2 separate regions of the Homo sapiens genome follow, and region 2 is linked to region 1. Evidence: read pairs that join two places in POLR2A ChIA-PET (ENCODE). Cell type or tissue: OCI-LY7. All regions are shown on one strand. Links, peaks and the distances in the headings refer to the core of each region. The heading gives the core; the rest is flanking DNA.

Evidence for each region. Peaks named below come from ENCODE experiments on the same cell type or tissue, not always from the same donor. Only the 100,000 strongest peaks of a DNase experiment are listed, where the experiment ranks them.
Region 2: POLR2A ChIA-PET joins it to region 1 with 7 read pairs; 3 of 35 experiments call an interaction of 5 or more read pairs at or near these places.

What each region holds. Positions count from the first base shown.
Region 1 is chr12:130,883,849-130,886,763 of GRCh38, forward strand. No RefSeq gene overlaps it. Among named protein-coding and RNA genes, the nearest start is that of RAN, 13 kb to the left of the region's middle. In OCI-LY7, for the core only: no CTCF peak of the experiment used is centred there; no DNase peak of the experiment used is centred there.
Region 2 is chr12:131,000,928-131,003,842 of GRCh38, forward strand. ADGRD1 (adhesion G protein-coupled receptor D1) reads left to right here. Exons shown (of 25, transcript NM_198827.5): 10 at 2,258-2,375. Among named protein-coding and RNA genes, the nearest start is that of ADGRD1-AS1, 8.4 kb to the left of the region's middle. RefSeq lists an enhancer at 1,469-1,678. In OCI-LY7, for the core only: no CTCF peak of the experiment used is centred there; a DNase peak (open chromatin) is centred at 1,584; H3K27ac peaks cover 994 bases.

The sequences.
Region 1 (2,915 bases), core at 119-2,618:
TCTCCAGAAGCGTGTTACTACATTCTCCTTTCCATCTCGTGTTGTACATGTGCAAGAGTTTCTCTTGGCTGGACACACACACGCATACACAGAATTGAATGGCTGGATCAAAAAGACATTTACAACACATGCTCACCAAAGGAATGTTGCAAAATGTTCCCCAGTTTGTAACGTCTCTTTTCACTTAAAGTCTTCCTGATTCACAAAAGTTGTTAATTTTAATATGGTTCAACTTATTGATACTTCTTTCAGTTCATGTTTAAAATATCCTTTCCTATCCCATAGTTGAAAAGATATTCACTTACATTTTATTTTATTTTATTTTTTGTGGTGGAGTTTCGCTCTGTTGCTCAGGCTGGAGTGCAATGGCCCGATCTCTGCTCACCACAACCTCCGCCTCCTGGGTTCAAGCAATTCTCCTGCCTCAGCCTCCCGAGTAGCTGGGATTACAGGCATGCACTACCACACCCGGCTAATTTTGTATTTTTAGAAGAGACGAGGTTTCTCCATGTTGGCCAAGGCTGGTCTCGAACTCCCAAACTCAGGTGATCCGCCCACCTTGGCCTCCCAAAGTGCTGGGATTATAGGCTGGGCCACTGAGCCCAGCCTTTCACTTACACTTTATACTAGGAATTTTTAAGTTTTGTTTTTGACAGATGAACCTTGATCCATCAGGAGTTGCTTTTTGCATATAGTGTAAGATAGGGATTTTCTTTTTCTTTTCTTTTCTTTTTCTTTCTTTCTTTTTTTTTTTTTTTTTTTTGAGACAGAATTTCACTCTGTCACCCAGGCTGGAGTGCAGTGGCACGATCAAGGCTCACTGCAGCCTTGCCCCTGCAGTCTCAAGCAATCTTCCTGCCTCAGTCTCCCAAGTAGCTGGGACTACAGGTGTGCACCACCATGCCTGGCTAATTTTTTTTTTTTTTTTTTTTTTTTTTTTTGGTAGAGATGGGGTTTCACCATGTTGTCAGGCTGGGCTCAAGTGATCTGCTCACCCCGGCCTCCCAAAGTACTGGGATTACAGGTGTGAGCCACCATGCCCAGCTGTAGATAGGGGTTTGATTTTGTCTTTTTTTTTGTGGATGACCAGTTTTTCCAGTTCCAGCTAATGAATGGTTCCTTCTGTGCTGATCTGACATGCCGTCCATCCCATGCTCACATCCATAATATGACTGTGTTGCTGGCCTCCCTGTTCTCTTCCATTGGTCAGCATGCCTTTTCCTGGGCCAGTATCACACTGTCTTAAATAATTACTATAGGCTGGGCTCAGTGGCTCACGCCTGTAATCCCGGCACTTTGGGAGGCCAAGGTAGGTGAATCACTTGAGGTCAGGAGTTTGAGACCAGCCTGGCCAATGTGGTGAAACCCTGTCTCTACTAAAAATACAAAAACAAGCCGGGCATGGTGGCACATGCCTGTAATCCCAGCTACTTGGGAGGCTGAGGCAGAAGAATCACTTGAACCCGGGAGACGGAGGTTGCAGTGAGCCAATACTGTGCCATTGCACTCCAGGCTAGGCAACAAGAAAGAAACTCTGTCTCAAAAAAAAAAAAAAATTTACTGTAGTTTGGTAAGTGCTTATATTTGATAAACCAAGTCCTATCTCTCTGTTCTTAAGAAGAGTTTTGGCTATGTTCGATGCTTCCATGAAAATTCCACAAAAAACACTGGGAATTTTGATTGAAATCACACTGAATATACAGCTATTTTTGGGAAGTGTACATATTTCCTAGGATGAATTTTGAGGAGCTGAATTGCAGGTCAAAGACTGTATGAACACAGAGACTTTTGACAAACATCATCCAGTTGCTTTTCACTGGCTGTACTAAGCTACATATAGGCAAGAACTTGGCCGGCTCACCTTTATGTCTTGAGCTCCTAGCTCAGTGCCTGAAACACTTATCAAACCAGCAATGTCTCTTATGCCAGCTGCACCCCAACTTCTCCAGTATAATTTTGTTTTATTTCTTATTTTTATTTTTATTTTTTTGAGATGGAGTCCCGCTCTGTCGCCCAGGCTGGAGTGCAGTGGTGCGATCTCAGCTCACTACAACCTCCACCTCCCAGGTTCAAGCGATTCTCCTGCCTCAGCCTCCTGAGTAGCTGGGATTACAGGTGGGCACCACCACGCCCAGCTAATTTTTGTATTTTTAGTAGAGACGGGTTTCACTCTGTTGGTCAGGCTGGTCTCGAACTCCTGACCTCAGGTGATTCTCTCACCTTGACCTCCCAAAATGCTTCCAAGCTTTGGCATTTATGAAGAAAGCAGCTATAAACATCCAGGTGGAGGTTTTGTCAGGACCTAAGCTTTCAGCTCATTTGGGTAAATACCAAGGAACAGGATGGAGGAATCATATGGTAAGATACTGTTTAGTTTTGTAAGAAACTGCCAAACTGTCTTCCAAAGTGGCTGTACCGTTTGCATTCCCACCAGCGATGAAGGAACGTTCCTGTTGCTCCACAACCTCGCCAGCCTTTGGTGTTGTCCGTGTCCTGAATTTTCACCATTCCAATAGAAGGTGCTGTTTTCTGCTGGTTATGTTTAGAGATATTCATGATAAAAAGTAGTTACACTTTTCAAAATTCTACTAGAGGCCGTGTAGAAAAAGCTTGGAAGCACCCATGATGTCCTCCAGCAGGTGAAAGGATAAGCTGTGGTGCATCCAGAAATGGAATATTATTCAGCACTGAAAAGAACTCGACCATCAAGCCATGGAAAGACATGGGAGAAAAATGCACTTTACTAAGTGAAATAACCTGAAAAGGCCGCAATACCAACTATATGACATTCCAGAAAAGCCAAACCACGGAGACACTATAAAGATCAGTAGTGAGGGTGTGGGTAGGATGAGTGGGTTTCATGCGGAGGGTTTTTAGGGCAGTGTATAACGTTATCACAGGGATACATGTCCTTT
Region 2 (2,915 bases), core at 192-2,691, 120 kb after region 1:
ATGCAACTGATTCAGAATGCCTTGTCCTCTAAGGCAAAAGAAATGCACGTGTGTCAGTAATGTGTTACTGTCCTAAACATGGAAGAAGGAAATGATGGTTTTTTCCCCATGAGAAATGTGTACTTGGTTCATCCTGGTCATTTCATGTAATATGTATTTTTTTTTTCTTTACCATCCCATCATTCTTGAATGACAATAGAAAGCTTTTTATGTTAAAAGTCACTGGATTTAGTAAGAAAAAGGAGAATACATGACAATATGTACTTCATGATTAAGGTGCAGAAAAAAAGCTTCTCTTGTTCTCTTTACTCAAAATAGCTAGAAAGGAGAATGAAATAATTTTTCCTATATTTCTGAAAATAACTTGATTGTACTTATTTAAAAAGAAAACAAATAAATAGTTGTGGAGAAGTTAGAAAATGCAGATAATAAAAAACAAAATAAAAATCACTTCAAATCCTAAAACTGAGATTATTAACATTCTTGTATATTTCCTTATAGTCTAGTTTTCAATTCACTTATATATGTATTCAACAGATATACTGTATATTTGACTTAATTTGTTTTTCCTTAATTATGTCAATAACACTTTCCAATGATACTAAGTATTCACCTGCAACACTGTATTAGTCAGGACAGGCCAGGGTGCACTGCAGTAACAAATAGATCCCTACATCTCAGTGGCTCAGCACAGTAGAAATTTACTTCTCTGCCATGCAAAGTCCAGAGTGAGTCAGAGGAGCCTCTTCTCCACCCAGATACTCAGGGATCCTGGCTCCATCTGTCTTCCGGTGCTGGCTTCTCAATATGTGGTTTCCAAGGTTGCCAGGCAGGGGCAGAGAAGGGTGAGGAGGACTCTTAACTGCCTTGGCCCAGAAGGGTCCCAACCACACCACCATGATATTAAAGTGCTCATTCTCCTAAGCCCTGATAATATTTGAAAATGTTTGCCAGTTTGAGGGCAGAAGTGGCATTTTATTCTCTCATTATTAATAAGATTGCGTTAGAGTTTACATTTGATAAACTTTTGTTTGAATAATTTCAAGTGGAATGAGATTAGGTTTAACAGTGGCAAAGGGAGAAAAAAAGGCTCAAGAATGTAAGATGGATACAGTCTTACCTAGAAAACAATTCCTTTTTAAAAGGTTTGACCTCTTTCATGATTTCAAGGGGACTTTGTGTCCAAAGCTGCAGGCTGGGAACACCCAGAGGACAGCCAATGGAAGTATCCAGGCAGACGTATTTTGTGCATGATTTTAATTAACTGCTTTTGAATGCAAAATATGCAAATCTGTTACAAAATATGAATAACCAGGAAACTGTCCAGACTCAGGCAGGGTCCAATATGCATTAAAGAGAATGCATGAATCGGTCTCTACCCCACAGAACTGCATGCCAGAAACACAGACTTCCATGTGCTTAACTGGGCCTGGTGACTGAAATCAGGCTATGGGCCTAAAAGCAAATATCTAAAATTGGCCTCAGCATTCTATTTCCAGCTCATGAGGCTCTTCTGAAGTGCGTGTTTGTGGGAGAATGCTGAGGACTTAGCAGCAGGCAGGTGCTTCCCCAGAAAGGCAGGAAGAGAAGCAGTGAAGGCAGAGCTCACTGGCCCAGCTCAGCAGGGCTTAAGAGAGGCCTCTCCCCTGGTGATGTGTGTCTGAGGATGAGGGCCCCCTGCTTTCTTGGGGGCAGTGTCTACCAGGATCCTCTGCTCTGGAACTCAGAAAGGAAAGAGGGCTCTTGGAGTAGAAGGCAAGCTCCTGGGAAGTCAAGGCAGCCAGAGATAGCTCTGGGTGCCGGCACCTCGGAAGCAGCCACCCTTCATGGAGAAGGGGACAGAGCTGCTGGTGTCCCCATCCCAGAGTGGACCTGGGGGCGATCAGCCCCTCCTCGTGAAGCACAGGGAGGTAGGGGGAGGGTCTGGGATGTGCTGAGGGTCCCTCTGTGAGTTCAGGGAGGAGGCAGGACCAGGAGTTGGGTCCCCTCAGTCCCCGTGTCTAAGTGTAGAAATGCAGGAGCCGGCGATGGCTGGGGTGATGGGTCCACCTGGGCTGTGTCCATGCTCCGTGAGCTCAGTCGGGTGTGTGGCCTCCGTGTGGTCCCCTCCTGATCCATGGGAAGGGGCAGTTGTGTGACTTCTTCCTCCCTCGTGGCCAACGTGGGGAAACTTGATTTTGTGTGCCTGGTGCACCTGCCTGGTGCCCTGGCTGAGTGGGGTGGATTTTCATGGCTCCTGGTGCTTGTGTTGCTGCAGGACAGCGCCGTGGTACTGAGTCTCATCGACACTATTGACACCGTCATGGGCCATGTATCCTCCAACCTGCACGGCAGCACGCCCCAGGTCACCGTGGAGGGCTCCTCTGCCATGGCAGGTAGCTGTCGCTTGTAAGGGTGAGCCACATGGCAGGGGCGGGGGCTGGAGGCTGCGTTTCACTGCCTGTCTTTTTACACCCTTAGCAGAGAGCCATGCTCTGTCTCCCTGACTGCTCTGCCTGGCACAAACCACATTTGGAAGGAAAACCCGTGGTCAGATGAGGGCAGGTGTGTTCGGCCATGATATGCAGATGGGGCCCATAAGCTTTTCCCAGTGACTTGGGAGCCAAGCTCCTGCCCTGGGATGATGGTCTCGGTTCAGAGCAGGAGGCAGAAGCAGCAGTGCCTGCAAGAGTCTGTGGAATAAAAGGGGTGGCCTCGGGTTTCTGGCGTCAGCTTGCTCTCAGCTGGGCTCCAGGGTAATTGTCACAGTTGTCTAATTGTAGAGGCAGAGGTGATGACCTTTCGATTTTAAAAGTCTTTACCAGGAGTGCATTATCCTGCTGATACTTCGCTGCAAGAGCCGAGCTGGGGAAAATGGGCTGAAGCTACAGGGGTTAGTTTAGTCGCAGTTTGTTGGCCGTGTTGCCCTCGCCTGC